Linked DNA regions of Mus musculus: regions 2 and 3 are each linked to region 1. A link is a loop called in an ENCODE intact Hi-C map of the cell type or tissue named here. Cell type or tissue: heart. All regions are shown on one strand.

Region 1 (5,000 bases):
AAAGCCTCGGGTTTATAATACTGAGAGTGACCAACACTACTGAAAACAGTGATTCTGAGATACTGTTGTGTCCAAAGACTGTGAGCCTCAGACGGAGATGTTCATAACCACAGAGGCTGTGTGTACAAAAGAAGAGGACTTACCTGTGCCCTTTGCATCTTTGGTCCAATTCTTCCATGAATCTAAAATTACCATAAATAACAAACTGTAACTTTTAAGAAACTTCATAATTAAGTTTTCTCAGCCATATCACACAACCTGCTCTTGTCCACTGAAGTGTGTGAGTGGGTGTCTTTGTGTGGGAGCGCTGGGCATGCCGTCCAGACATAGGCCATTCTTACTACTTTTGGTTAGAGGGAGATTCCCATAGAAAGGTTGATTCACATATTGGAGACAGAACAAGACGTGGAACTCAGGCCAATGAACTCCAGGGTAATGCATCGAACCCCAAGAATAGACTTCAGCAGATACCTGCATGCAGAGCCAACTCACTCAGGCTTGGCTCCAGACAAGCCCACATGTTTAGAGCTAACATGAACCATGAAGGTTGGAGACACCGCTGTGTCGTGTGTATACATAGATGAGCCTCATTGTCCTCAACAATGGTACATACGAGAGGGAACAAAAAGCCCCTACGTGCGTGTATCTATGTCCCTTTGGGCTCAATCAGGACACCCCAAACATGGGTTTATTTGAAAAGAAGTCAGGGTAAGTGGGGTCAAAATGATAAAAGCGCCTGAGACACCACACAGGACATCTCCCTACATCTAGTCCTGTGAGCCCACACATCACACCGAGGTTTGCTGGCCTGGGCTCACCACCCTACTCTGACCCTGACAAGGTCCATAACTTCAGCAAGGGTTGACGTTTCTGTGTGAAACTTCCCTTCCTCTAAGCTGGGATGATCATGACAGACACTGTCTTAGGACCATCCAAGATCCATGTCAGCTTTTTAGTGAAGTCTTTACTTGGCCCAGATTGAGACTACATTGTATTCACATGTATTCACCAGTGTCCCTCTCAGGCAGTAGGAAGGCCTCCCTCTGAGAGAGCTATGTGAGCTATGAGTGCATTGGCTTCACCATGTCATTTAAACACATATCCAGGACTGGAGATGCCGCTCAGTCAGTTGACTCCTTGCCTAACATGCACAAAGCTGTAGGTTTGAGCCCTGGGGATTGCATAATCCTAGAACTTAAGTGGAGATGGGAGGATCAGAATTTCAAGGTCATCCTTAGCTACATAGCTTGGGCTGAATGAGACCCTATCAGTTGGGGAAGGGGAAGAGAAGGGAGATGGGGAGGAGAAGGGAGGGGGAGGGGTGGGCGAAGAAAGAGGTTGAGGTCTCTGGACTGAAGGTAAACAAAAGGAGCCTAGAACTTTCTTCAGTGAAAAGCTATGGTTTCTTCAGAGAGTTCCTGACGTGCTTTTTCTTGTTTTCCTTCCTGGTTTGGGGGCAGGAGGAATGAAACATGGCCTCCCCATGATCTCAGGGCAGTCACCAGTCAACTATGATATATTTACTGAGAAATTTTTAATAAATAAACCACAGCCTTGAACCCATGTGGCCTTATAAACCAGCCAGTTCTCATGGGGCAAGTTCGGGGGCTTTTATGAAGCAGTACTCCGTTCTCATGAGAATTTTATTAGGAACTGGAGACTCGAAATGCATGGAGCAGGAAATTTATGAGGCTGTATCGGAGCTCTTCCTTTCATTTTGTCATCCGGGTTAATTTACTTTGCCATCCTATGTTGATTTACTTTTGTAAGTTTCAGTCCTGAACACCGTCCCGGATTTCTCAGCAAATTTAAGCCGGCTAATTGATTTCTTGAACTTTCTACTTTCCATTTCTTACCCTCAGAGTCAGATGGATAATTATTGATAGTCTATAAAAGAAAGTTCTCGGAGTCTATGGGAAACACAAATGACTAGACAAAAATATGGCCTCGGCAGGTCTTCCCAAACATCCAAGGGATAAACAAGAACCATGGTGGGAAATGTTTTTTACAACCGCAGACAATCCTTCACATCCCTAACTATTCTACTTGATCGTTTCTTCAAGTACTGTGTTAATTGTGCTTTTGCGAAAGTACCCAGTTAAAAAATCTCACTCGCTCCCCCTCCCCTCCAAAATCCCTATTGTTTATCATCTTGTAACCCAACTTGGAAACAGCCCAAACCCAGAATAGATGTTTGTCCTGCTGAAGTGTAGAGGAAGTGTCCCAACACGTTTCTGCTCTGGGCCTGTTCCAGTGTTTCAGAGACCTCCCTGTTAATGGTGTGAGGGACGACGCCAGGCCAGCTTGGCCTTGGCTGAAGTCTTTAAGTGTGAGTGAGTGACACAAGAACCAGCTCTCTATTAACTATCTGACCCCTGGTCATTGTTTGCACCTGATTCCTGGGTAGCATGCACACCAAAGGTGGCATTTCCCAGTTTCTGTATTTGTTCTTTGGCTGTGATGGTGTTTTTCCAACCAGATCCTTGCCTTGAGTTCAGGAAGTTGCTACAGTGACCTGGCTGGATTACTTTAATGTCTTCTAGCCAGTGCTTCAATGCTTAGACATAGATTTTAGAAAAGAAACTATGTATGTATGTATGTATGTATGTATGTATGTACACACACATATATTATATAGTTAATATTGTCAGTGTGGTAGGATCTAGAATTCCCTAGGAGACGAACCTCTGGGCAGGTCTTTGAGAGAGTTTCTATAATGAGAAGACCCACTATAAATGCAGTGATGCCCGCATCCCATGGGCTGAGGTCCCCGACTGAAGGAAGGAGAACCTGAGCCGAGTGTCATCCTTCAACTATGCTTCTTGATGGCAGATGCCATGTGACTAGCCACTTCAAGGTCCTGCTGCTATGCTTTCCCCATAGTGATGGGTTGTTCCACCCCCGCGAGTCAACACAAGCCCTTCCATGCCTACATCTTCTCACCAGGTATCTTGTCTTAGCAACGAGGAAAGGATCTAATTCAATCTTCTTAAGAGAAGTTTGGGCTGGAGAGATGGTTCAGTGGTTAAGAGCACTGTCTGCTCTTCTAGAGGTGCTGAGTTCAATTCCCAGCAACTACATGGTGGCTTACAACCATCTATAATGGGGATATGATGCCTTCTTCTGGTGTGTCTGAAGACAGTGACACACCTGACACTCACATACATTAAATAAATAAATAAATAAAAGTCTTTTTTTTATTAAAAGGGGGGGCTTTCAAGAAGGCACACATAGTGCTGAGTTTCGGGGCCCTCCTGGAGGGGCCCTCCTGGAGAGCACCATTGTATTGGAGAGATGCTTTGAGAGACAATTAAACCTACAAGAAGACACTCCTGGCCACAGGACAACTGGAAAAAAAGTGAAAGAGACAACAGGGATATGCCTTGACATGTCTCTTAGAACAGGCAAACCCAGAACACAGAGAGCACTGGGTAGTGCGGGCATGGACACTCCCACATTGAAGGCAGGAGAGCAAAATGAAGCAGACTCTTTGGAAGATGGGTTGGCAATTTCTCATACAACTAAGCACTTGTCAGCTTCAGGATCTGCACTTGTGTTTCTGGACGTTTACCCCAGGAATTGAGAACTACTGTGTACACGAAAAACCTACACACAGGGATGGAGTTACAGCTCAGTAATGAAGTGTTTTCCTAGCATGTGCAAGGCCCTGCAATTCCTTGCACCCCACAAATATACATGTGTGTGTGTATATATATATATATGTATATATATATATATATATGCATCATATACATATTCATATATATCATATACATTCACATACATATACATCATATACACATATACATCATATACATATACACATACATATACATCATATGCATATTCGTATACATCATATACATATTCTTATACATCATATACATATTTATATACACCATATACATATTCATGTATATCATGTACTATGTATGTGATAGTCATATAACATATACATCATATATATACATCATATACATATACATCATATATATATCATATATACATATACATCATGTACAGGTACATAGAGAAAGGGGGAACTATATGGAGTGAACTTAAAGCATATGAACGGAGGATCTTAAAAGGATGCATGTCTATCCATTATGATTTCAAGGACCTAACATTGAAAATGCAAAACTACTGATACCGTGGAAAGCCGGTGGTTGCCAAATGGTTGGGGCAGAGTCATGAGCAGACAGATCAGAGTGAGTTTGGGAGCAGACACGCCTGTCTCCAGCACTCTGGTGGGTAGTGTCACACACTTGTCTAAAGTCAGAGAAAACATGCAATGCTACAAATGAGCTGGGGTAGGCACCGGGCTCTGGATGACAGTGATGTTAATGCAGCTCAAGGATGATGACAAACACACCCCTCTGGTGTGGTGGGATGCTGAGAGTGCAAAGACTTGTGGGTCAGAGGGGGACCCGTGGTGTATCAGAGAAATGTGTGGTTTCTGCTCAATTATGCCGTGAGCCTAAAATGTATTTGTTTACAGCCCCTGAAAGAATAAAAACTCAAAAGCAATAACCACAAGAGACAACCTGTGTTTAGGAAGCACGCCCCAGATCTTCTGGATTAGAGAACTCTGCCACAGGGTGAGTCACTGTAACAAGCATAAAGGCAAATCAATCCCATCGTCCCATTGGTGCTGAGCACACACTCCACCCCACAGAAGAAAGGGTGTTGCTAATAAGATTGAGGACAACATGGAGGGTTTCCTGGAGGAGGTGGCTTAGCCGGGACTGAAAGAGAGTGAGTGCGCATGTTTGACTCCTGGTAGGATAGTGAAAACATAGCAGAGGCTTGAATTCACATCTTTGCTGGGGATTTTGACTCTTAAGTCTTCCCGCAGCTGGCCTCCTATTCCTGAGAAGTTAACAAACCGGTTTTCTTCTACCTCTGCATTTTGATGGCAAGTCAAGGAAAGCGTGCACTGAATGAAAACCAGCCCAACTGAGCACAGCAAACCCACGTTCCCAGCAAGCACCTCCTCAAAC
Region 2 (5,000 bases), 300 kb after region 1:
AGTTGCTTTAAAATAATAAAAAAAAAAATTCCCAGAATCTCAAAGCAGCAATGGTTCCAAATCCATAAAGCGCCTTGGAACGGAAACTGAGGTCACAGGGTGACAGAAGCAGGACAACAGCCTCAAGCAGAAAGACCTACTACTACAGCACAGGGTTAGAGAGGACTGTGGCAAGAAGACATCTGCACACCTTCTACACAGCACAGGGTTAGAAGGGACTGTAGCAAGGTGACATCTGCACAGAGTCACCTGATCGCTGGGAGGGCAGTCTGGTGAATGGACCTGAGGGGAGCATGATCCAGACAAAGGGAACAGATAAAATGATGATGTGTTTAAACTCCTTCCTGAGCAGAACGCCATGGTGAGCCTAGGGCAGCAGGAGAGGGAGACAGCAGAAATTGTCTCCCCCTCCCCCCCCCCCCCCGCCACCAAGCACTAAAATGATTTTTCTCAAGTCATGTTTAACTTGCAATTGCATTTGGAATAAGGAAGGCTTTCAGAATTGCTAAGTGTCAGATGCAGGCAGTCACTATTTGTGCATCAGACTAGACAAAGATTAAAGATAGCACAATGGCACTGGATAAGATAGAGGTGCCCTTGCACACTATTGATGAGATCACAAAATTTAAGGTTATTTGCACAGTGAGCCAACAGTTCCATCTTTATTTTGTTTGTGAGCACAAGTAGTAAATGCACATCTCACACGTAACCCCTTTTGTAGAAACTGACTACCTATGAGTATATTCAGGAAAGGTCCACTCACAAAGTGCAACATAAAATTAGCTTATCAAAACCACACTATTACACGGTGAAGAAAAGGCAGCCTGGCCAAGTGAAGAGCTCGCTTAGCAGAGCGACACTGTGAGCAGCAGGTACATGCGCTAACACGCAGTAAGCCGGCGGGCTCTTACCCAGGTCACTACTCAAGCTGAAGTATCAGAGGCAAGAAACATCAGCGATGCCTGCTGGGCCTGAGCTTACTAAGCATCTTAAAGAAAAACCATGTCCTCTGCATGCGTTTTCCCAAGTCTTTCACTTCAGCATGTCACAGTCAAGAACTGCCCAGAATCAGAAGAGAAGCCATGGGGCTGCTGCGTCACCACTGTTCTGGCACCTGGCTTACTGCAGTAACCATGATGGATATAAGTCATGCACTATCTTCTAGAAGCACAGGAGAGCCCGCAGATACTGCTTTTACTCTGTAGAAGTATGCAGTTCTCACCCACTGGATTCAATCTTGATTAGGTCATTAAATCTAACAGCAGTTCCTGTGTGAGAACCAAGTGCTTTGATACTTCCTAGTGCACTACACTTAAGAAACACCAGGGGGCTGGAGAAATGGCTCCGCAGTTGGGAGCACTGATTGCTCTTGAGAAGGCCCTGCATTTAATTCTCAGCACCCACTTGGTGGCCTACAACCATGTGCAACTCTAGCTCCTGGAGATCTAATGCCCTCTACTGTCCTCCATGGGTGTCAGGCTTGCATGTAGTGCAAGGACAGAGATATAGTAGGCAAAACACACAAACACATAAAATAAAAATGTAATAAAAAAGAAAAGAAACAACAAAGCAACTAAAGGCTGCCTAGCCTTGGGGCACATTTTAATTTCTCAAGGCTAACTACAATCTTTTCCATTTCCTATAGATTACACCAAAGCATTCATAAACTAAAGAAAAGAACAAAAAACTAAAATACAAAAATCCTCTACAGTTATCTAGAAATTTTATGCAAAAATAGCAATGAACTCATTGGCATGCTTAAGATACTCAGAACATATTTGTGCAAGTATAATTTGTAGGAATAAAAATACAAGGGTTCATACATTCAAAACCACCCTGTCCTCAAAGAAATCACATACTTACTTTTTTTCTACTTAAGTTTGGTAGATGTTCATCGGTATTCACTGCAGGGAACAAAGACTCATCAACAAGTGCTCCAGCCATCCTGCATCTGTAGAACCAAGACAAGGTAGCCCAGTGAGCAACTGTCTTTGCTATACACATGCAACCTAAGAACTGGGGATCTATCAGACAGCAGGTTCAAAGCTAATATACTTCTATAGTACATGCAAAATATAAGTTAGTATATATTAGATTTCCCAAAGTCTTCTTTACATGGTCTTCTCTGTCCAATGCAAAAGCAGAAGAAAGCCAGGCATATTAGTACACACCTGTAATCCAAGCACTTGGGGAATGAGGAAGGTGGATGTATTTCAAGGATCTCCCCAGTGACTGAGAGCATGTTGGGGTGTTTATACAGCACATGTGACAAACTGGGTTCAATCCCAAGCATTGCCAAGACAGAATCAGCATTCCCCACACCCCTACATTCCCTACACGGAGATGCAGGAACCATCCAGCTGGAGAGAGGTGGGGCAGGCTTCTGAGACACAACCAGGGGTTAGAATATCCACCCAGGCTGATGGGTTCAAGATCAACAGGCTGTGGAGACAGTGGCTGATGTGTCACACATCAGAGCAAGCCTGAAGTGAGACTGTACATGGGCATCCTGGAAGTACTTCTCCAGGAGGGAAGCACCCTCCAAACTCCACAGGTGACTGACCTCCTGGTCATGGGAAATTTCTGCCCAGCTCAGAAGTGAGTAATCACTGGCCAGATGTAAAACTAAGCGGACATGGAAGCACACAGCAACAGGCAGCCAGAGCCCAGGCATGAAGGGGATACCCAGATAACAAGGCATACAACTGCACAGGCGTGCTTACACCAGTAGCTGATATTCAAATTCAGCCAACCCAGTGGGAAGTGTCACCATCTCGCACGCGTGGAACAAGGACAGGGAAATTTCCCAACAGCACCATTCTGCGAAGAGGGCTGGGAAAATGCAAGGAGGGTGTGACACCTACTGGCAAAAGGGCGGAAACTTGGTCCCAAAGGTAACTGTTTTGTTTGGTTTGGTTTGGTTTTAAATTCTCTAGGACACTGCATCCTCACAAATGGGGTTTGAAAGTATGAACTAGAACAACAAGCAGCACCTCTCTCATTAGTAGTCTGCTGCTACCTGAGACATCATAGGGAGGGGAGGGACTCAAAACCCATCCCTCCAGGGCAGAAACATTGACTGACATATATGATAATTCTAACAGTATTTTCACTGTCTTTGTTTTTCAAGTTCCACAAATGTCTTTTTACATTTATTTTTATTTCATCTTATGGGTACAAGTGTTTTGTCTGCATGGTTTTTTGTGCACCATTTGTTTGCATTGTATCCATAGAGACCAGAAGAGGGCCTGAGACAGCTATGAGTAGAGCCTTGTGGGTACTGGGAATTGAGCCCAGGTCCCCTATAAGAACAGCCAGTGCTCTGAGCCATCTCTCCGTCCTGCATAAATATGTTTTCATGGTCTTGCTTTGACTTTGATAGTGTACGATAATAATTATTCTGTGCATAGCCCAGTCTCTCCTCTCATTCCTACCTCATTTCCTCTCTTCTCCACACCCTCCTCCTCTTAACTGACCCTCTGTAGCTATAATCTATCCTGTTGATCCTCACGGACACAGGCCCATCCTTTCTATCTAATCTCACTCACTACTTCCCCAGTCGATCTAGCTCATCCCTGTCCTTATGGCCCACCTTAGTGTCTCTACACCTACCAGCCCTTATGGCCCACCTTAGTGTCTCCACATCTACCAGCCTATCTCCCTGTCCTTATGGTCCACCTTAGAATCTCCACATATACAGCCTACCTCAGCTTCACCATCTCTAAACAGTTACTGAAGTTACAGGAATGACTTGTAATAATAATAATAATAATAATAATAATAATAATATTTACAAAATTACAATGTTTGCAGCAAGCCTCTCTGGCAGTTGTGGCTGCTGCCATCTGTCTATAGATAGTTCACAACACTCACAATCCACTAGGAAGGAATGACACTTCCATCTTCCTACAAACCAGTCCCACTTGAGCATGTATATATTTCAAGTGAAAGAATACAAACTATAAATCCAGGCATGGTGCTTCACGCTTTTAATCCCAGCACTCAGGCAGAGGTAGAGTGAGTTCATAGTCAACCTGGTCTACAGAGCAAGTTCCAGGTCAGCCAGAGTTACGTAATGAGACCCTACCTTAAAAGAGGAATGGACTTTTAGAAAGAACAATAAGACAAGAGAGGTAAATAAAAAGAATACAAGTAGCATAGGAAGAAGTCAGTGTTCTTATTTCTAGAAGATATTATCTATTAAGGAACCATAAAGCCTCCAGCATAAATGCCCTGATAAACATGTTAGCAAAGTGACAGATACAAAATCAACATAAAAACCAAATAAGTAACTTTCCTACATACCACCAATGCTTTGAGAAAGATCAGGCAGACAACCCCAGTTATGAGAGACCATCACACAGAGTTCTGGTCTCCCTGCGGACATTTTGCTATGCTTAAGAGCTGACCTCCTGCCCCTGCAGGTTCTATCTAAGGAAAGAGGTATTGAAGGAAGTGTCACAAATAGGTCACCCAAACAATAGGTTTCAGGAGCAAGAGAGTACCCAAGGGACCACTGAAGATTGACAGTAACAGAGTAGGCACAACAGGGCCCTGAGATAATAACTAAGCAATGTTTAGGGAATAAAACAGGTTTTGTCATCTGGGTTAAACGACAGAACAAGTGCACGATTTTCTCTTCGTCCACCAGATCCCAATAAAATAACAGTAAAAGAAAACAAATGGGACATAAACTAATGAAAACAAGGAGTGGGTAAGAGCTGCCTGCAGAACTGGAAAGTAACCAACCAAACAAACAAAAGGAAGTCCAGGCCTAGCAGAGGTGCAGAAGTCAAGGACTCCAGGTCCTCCCCAGCGGGAGTGGGGAGCACAAGAGAGAGGAGCAGGTGAGCATGTCTGGACATGGGTGCCTAGAAACACCCACTCTCCTAACACCAGGGTGGAATTCTTATGTCCATGTGAGATAACTAGAAGCCAAGAGCTTTGGACATTGGGATGGCAGGCAGCACAGGAGGAAGGGAAAAAGCTCTATGTGACAG
Region 3 (5,000 bases), 75 kb after region 1:
GACCTAAGGCAGAAGACAAGCTCACATCTCAAACTCTTGTGACCAGTGATCAGCTAATTACTTTGATTTTATTTTGATCCATATTACTGCCTAACCACATTTCTCCCTCATATGTAAACTGTTCAGTACCGCCATGAATCCGTTTTAAATTTCATATAACTAAAAGAGTTTAATCCAGACATGGCGGTACATGCCTTTAGTCCTAACACTCTGGAGACAGAGGCAGGCAGATCTCTGTGAACTTGAGGCCTGTGAGGTCTACATAGAGTTCCTGCCCACCAAGACTACAGTGTGAGATCCTGGTTTGCTTCTTTTTTTTTTAGAGCTCATTATTGGAAAGAATAGAAGAACTCATTTTTTTCCTTCTCTTCTCCTTAATCTTAGTTTTAAGGCGTTAACTTAAAAGCCCTAAAATCACTTAGAAAACAGCTGCTGTAGCCTGGGTGGGGGGTAATAAGGTTTGCACTTGACTCCCCTCAAGTGCGTGTCCTCTCTCCCAATCAATAAACTCACTAACTTTGCTTCATTCTGACTCATCCTAACGTCTCTGCAGCAAGAATATAGGTGGCACTTGAGTAGAGGTCCCTGAGCGTCTGAGGGGTACTTGTCATGTGCAAGGTCAGCAACTTTAAGTTGTGCTCCCCGCTGTCTTGTCCCTTCTGCTAGTGAAATTAAATACTTATCCACGATTAGACCATACATTCACTTGACAAACTTAGTAAAGTAAGAGGGAGGTTTGAAACCATCAGTGTGGGGGTTCCTAAAAATTCTGAATGAAATCCTATTCTAAAAGTCAATTTTTCAGAAACCTTGATGTGCAACAGTGATTTTCCTATTCCCTAGGAAAACATTTAAAAAGATAGTGATTCAGAGAGGTCTTAATTCCCTACCTCAGACATAATCTCCAACTGGCGCAAAACTCAGTAAGGGATCCAGTCGCCAAAGTACCCCCCTAACACAGAATGAAAAGAACTGAGAAATGGGGGGGAAAGTCATAGATACATCTGGGAGAACCCAAACAGAGCTCTTCTTTGAAACTGAAAACCAAAAAGGAAGTACAACTGTAGGTTTTTATGGGATGTCATATAACGAATTCACATTAGGAGAGCTTTCTACTCTTTATTGTTTTCAGAGTTCAATCTCCACGGGGCGGGGGGGGGGGAGGGAGGGGTGGAAAGAAAGAAAGAAACAGTAGCAGGAAGAAAGCAATCTGACAAGAGATCAGCCCACATTGAAGCCCAGTCCAAGCTGAAGAGAACTGTATCGACAGTGAGGCTCCTATTGTAACCAATGTATTCATTTCCTCCCTAGGCCCTCGCTTTCACCCGGGAGGAACCCAAGGCAGGAGTCGTCCTTCACAGCTGTCACTTTGGTCAGCGCCTAGAGGTCTTGCTAATCTAAAAGACCTCGGAAGTGCAAATGAAGCCAGTCCCAGCATCACCACCTCGGACTCAGTGCCCTACTTTGGCAGGCACTGAGATGGGCAGTAACAGCCGGCCCGGGGCGGGGGTGGGGCGGACCCGGGAACACACTCAGCCTCAGCAGGACGTTCCAGAAGGAACCCCGAAGTGAGAACCAGAAACTTCCCCCCGCGGCGGGAGGCCGTGAGCTGCGGCACGTGCTCGCCGGGCTGCGAGTGTTCGCCCGGGTTGCAAGCGCCGCCCCGGCCGCGGGGAGGGCTCGCACGCAGCCCTGCGCGGCCGCGCCTCACCTGGACCCCGGTGTAGTTCTCGAAGAAGAAGAGCACCATGTTCTGGTAGACGCAGTAAAGCCGGTCGTCCACGCGCTGGTACAGGCGGGCGGGCATCAGCGCGGAGAGCACCCGCCACAGCGTCCAGGCCAGCAGGTAGGTGGGCGCCGAGCCCAGCAACAGGACGCTGGGGAGCAGGTAGCGCATAGAGTACGTGTGGAGCACCAGGGACAGCAGCATCCTCTCGGCTCGCCAGCCGCGACTCCGCCTGCGTTGCCCGCGCGGCCACCAGGACCTCAGCCACCGCCGGCCGCCCGCCAATCACTGCGCGGGGCCGGCCGCGCCGCCGCCCTCCGCCCTGGCTCCGCCCCCAGCATGGGCCGCGGGGGCCCGGGACCCGGCGGGGACAGTGACGGCCTCTGCTCGCCGCCTTGGAAAGGGCACGCCTCGGCTTGCCGGGCGCACTCGCCTCGGGGTGCTCGCTTTGCTCCGCGCGACCCGTGCTTGTCAGCGGGGAGGCGGGGTGAAGCAAGGCTCCCGGGTAATAAGGCGCCTCCTGATTGGCCGACTTATGGGCGTAATACGTGTTCTGATTGGCTCGGTCCCTTGGCCTCGTCACGACGCATGCTCGACTGCGAATGCTGGCTGGGGATGAGCCCGGGAAGAAGTGAGGTGGTGGGTTTTGGCCTGTGCTGGCGTGCGAGAGCTGCGTGGAGACACGAGGATGCTTCCTGCAAGACACGCGTGAGCCGACTAAGTCGTGGAGCACAGGAGGAGCTCGATGCCGCAGGTTATGGACAACTGCAGCGTCTTCGCGTGCCGGAGGGCCACCCGTGCCCCCACGTGCATAGGAAGCACACCTTCCCTCCTCTTGGCTGTTGCAGAATGAGGCTGGGTCCGTCTCCTGTACCCTTGGTTCACCTTTCACGGGACTGTCACCTCCTTGTATTAAATCTTTCAAAGCCTTAACTTTTGCCCTTTAATAACCTCTTGCTCTTTAACTTGTTTCTACTGTGCGTTTTCCTAATATCCTACATTTCTTCTTTTCAATGTGTAGGAAAGTATTTCCCTATACATGTAGGATCCATAAGTTCTCTTCCCTCCAGAAAACTAGAATAGTTAAGTAACAGCAAAAACTTATCCAGGGGCCCAGGTCCTTTCACTGCCCTAACTAGTGGAGACCAGATAATTCTATACAAGAAGGTATAGAAGGAAACAGGTCAGTGCGCACGCTCAGATCTGTATAAAGTACGTTTTAAATATGTGGGTGTGTGTGTGTGTGTTGGTTTCTCTAAGTGACCCTAAGGTCACTTATTCTGCCCCTAGTTTTCTCCCTTTCCACACCACTGACGCCTGTGTCTCTGCTTCCTTGCCTTGGATTTCCCTTCATCTTTTGCCCCATGTTTCTTTCCCATCACCTCTGAGATGCGCTTCATAAGGCATACAGGTGACTCCTGTCATTAGCACACTATGTCAGATGGACGTGCTTAGGAGTTTACACGATATCAGAATGTATTGAATGACAATAAATTTCACTAAGTACAGTGGCTTCGCTGGCACCAGAGAGGCCCACTTTACTCTGTAGCCCTTGCTAAGGGAAACACAGGTTCTTTTATTGCAGTCTTAATTACTAATATTAACTCTCAGATCACACATACATCACTCTGTAAGTATATCTCTGTTTACATATGCATATATAGGTTACAGTGACTACAAAGAGTTAGAAAGAAGAAAGGAGTTTTAAAAGCCTTGGGAAGCCAGTGCTGGAGAACTGACAGGGCTATAAGAGTGTCTGTCACGATAACATGAACCACAAACCCAGCTTTAGGGGAAAAGCAGCTGTTGGTGGGTCACAGATATGACAAACTGTCCAGTTTAATGAAGATGCAGAGGTAAAAGGGCAGGCAAAGGAACTGTCAAGACAATTCACTGTCAGTTCAGCAGACCAGTCCAGACAAAGGAATTGTTTGACAGATAGACTGTAGATTCAGATTGGCAAACAAGAGTTCAGGAAGACAGGAATTGAGGTACACATCAAAAAAGAAGGGACTGAGCCAACCTGAAGGTCTCTGGAAATTCAGGGGTTCTCTCTCTGTTGGCCTATGACATTCTGCAAATAGTCAGATGATCCATTTGTGGGAGCATTTACTTGACAATGTTAAGAGTCAACTTTTGTCAACAGAAAAACAAGGTACCTGAGGGCCCCCTCTCCTTTCCCAACCATAAAGTTTCAATTTTCTAGGAATGTCTGTAGAAATTACATTTGTAAGGAAAGGACATGTGGCTTTTCCCTTATCAGATTATAACCCTGTCTAAAACGTCTCTGGGGCCACCTCATGTTTTATCAGAAGAGAGGAGACAGTAAGATGGTTCTGAACATCTGTACTCAGGATTGACAAACCTTAGTGATTACAGAGCCCATGTGGTGGAAGGAGAAAGTGAATTGGAGATTGTCCTGTGACCTCTACAGGTGTCCATGGCATGCACCCATACACACAGATAGCTGTAAAACTAGACAAATAGGAAGGTGTTCTGGTGACTCTTAGATGCACAATCTGAGAACCACTATAGCTTATCTGGATAATACTAACAATGTGAGCCTGTGTGTTTTTTTTAACCAAAAAAAAAAAAAAAAAAACAAAAACCCTTTATGCTTAAGCTTACATTAAAATACCTGTAATAAAATTCCCAGCTATGTTTCACTATAAATTCTTTTCAACATCAAATCCACTAATCCTGGTTTAGCCCGAGCTGAAGTCCCTAAAATCCAGGGGAACTCCTCTGGCTGCCGAGGATGACAGTGTGATAGTCTTCAGGAACAAAAACCAAGGTGAGGCTTGAAGATGATAAAATCTAGAGATCTTGATCAGTTTTTTTTCCCCCTTAAGGCACCAGAGAAATCTCAAACACCTCACAGACAGAATCAGCAGTTGAAGAAAGGTGTTTATTAGGGATTGAGGAAACACATGGGAGACAGCAGATGTACAGAAAGAAAAAGAAAGAAATACACTGCAGAGCAGAGACTCGGCCAAAAACATCCAGTGTCTTTTCAAAGGCTGAATGTTCTAAGCCTCTGAAGAGTCTTCCTCCCCTAATTAATTAATTAATTAGGGTTGGTCAGTTTGAAGAAATATAGGACAGGAGATTGGCTCAGACTGTTGTCTGACAAGTCTTCATCAAGCTTTGAACTGGTTGAACCAGTCCATCAGCAGGGGGCCCGCTGGTGGGGAGACAAAAGTCAACAAGACCTTTGTTTTAATCTGCCAAGCTATTGTCTCAAGTCTGGAGGACCTGGAAGAAGCCATCCATC

Evidence for each region. Peaks named below come from ENCODE experiments on the same cell type or tissue, not always from the same donor. Only the 100,000 strongest peaks of a DNase experiment are listed, where the experiment ranks them.
Region 2: a loop joins it to region 1, with 2.9 times the contacts of the local background. A loop is called at or near these places in 28 of 42 quality-filtered maps.
Region 3: it touches region 1 in a loop (2.3-fold over the local background); 7 of 42 quality-filtered maps call a loop at or near these places.

The regions. Positions count from the first base shown.
Region 1 is chr8:18,918,653-18,923,652 of GRCm38, reverse strand. No RefSeq gene overlaps it. Among named protein-coding and RNA genes, the nearest start is that of Gm35934, 19 kb to the right of the region's middle. In heart, no CTCF peak of the experiment used is centred here; a DNase peak (open chromatin) is centred at 2,262.
Region 2 is chr8:18,619,558-18,624,557 of GRCm38, reverse strand. Mcph1 (microcephaly, primary autosomal recessive 1) reads right to left here. Exons shown (of 14, transcript NM_173189.3): 4 at 1,864-1,951. Among named protein-coding and RNA genes, the nearest start is that of Gm25763, 7.9 kb to the right of the region's middle. In heart, a CTCF peak has its summit at 2,870 (motif pointing left); a DNase peak (open chromatin) is centred at 2,767; H3K27ac peaks cover 1,404 bases.
Region 3 is chr8:18,843,490-18,848,489 of GRCm38, reverse strand. Agpat5 (1-acylglycerol-3-phosphate O-acyltransferase 5 (lysophosphatidic acid acyltransferase, epsilon)) reads right to left here and starts at 2,211. Exons shown (of 8, transcript NM_026792.3): 1 at 1,712-2,211. The coding sequence starts at 1,930. In heart, a CTCF peak has its summit at 1,964; a DNase peak (open chromatin) is centred at 2,189; H3K4me3 peaks cover 2,874 bases; H3K27ac peaks cover 1,821 bases.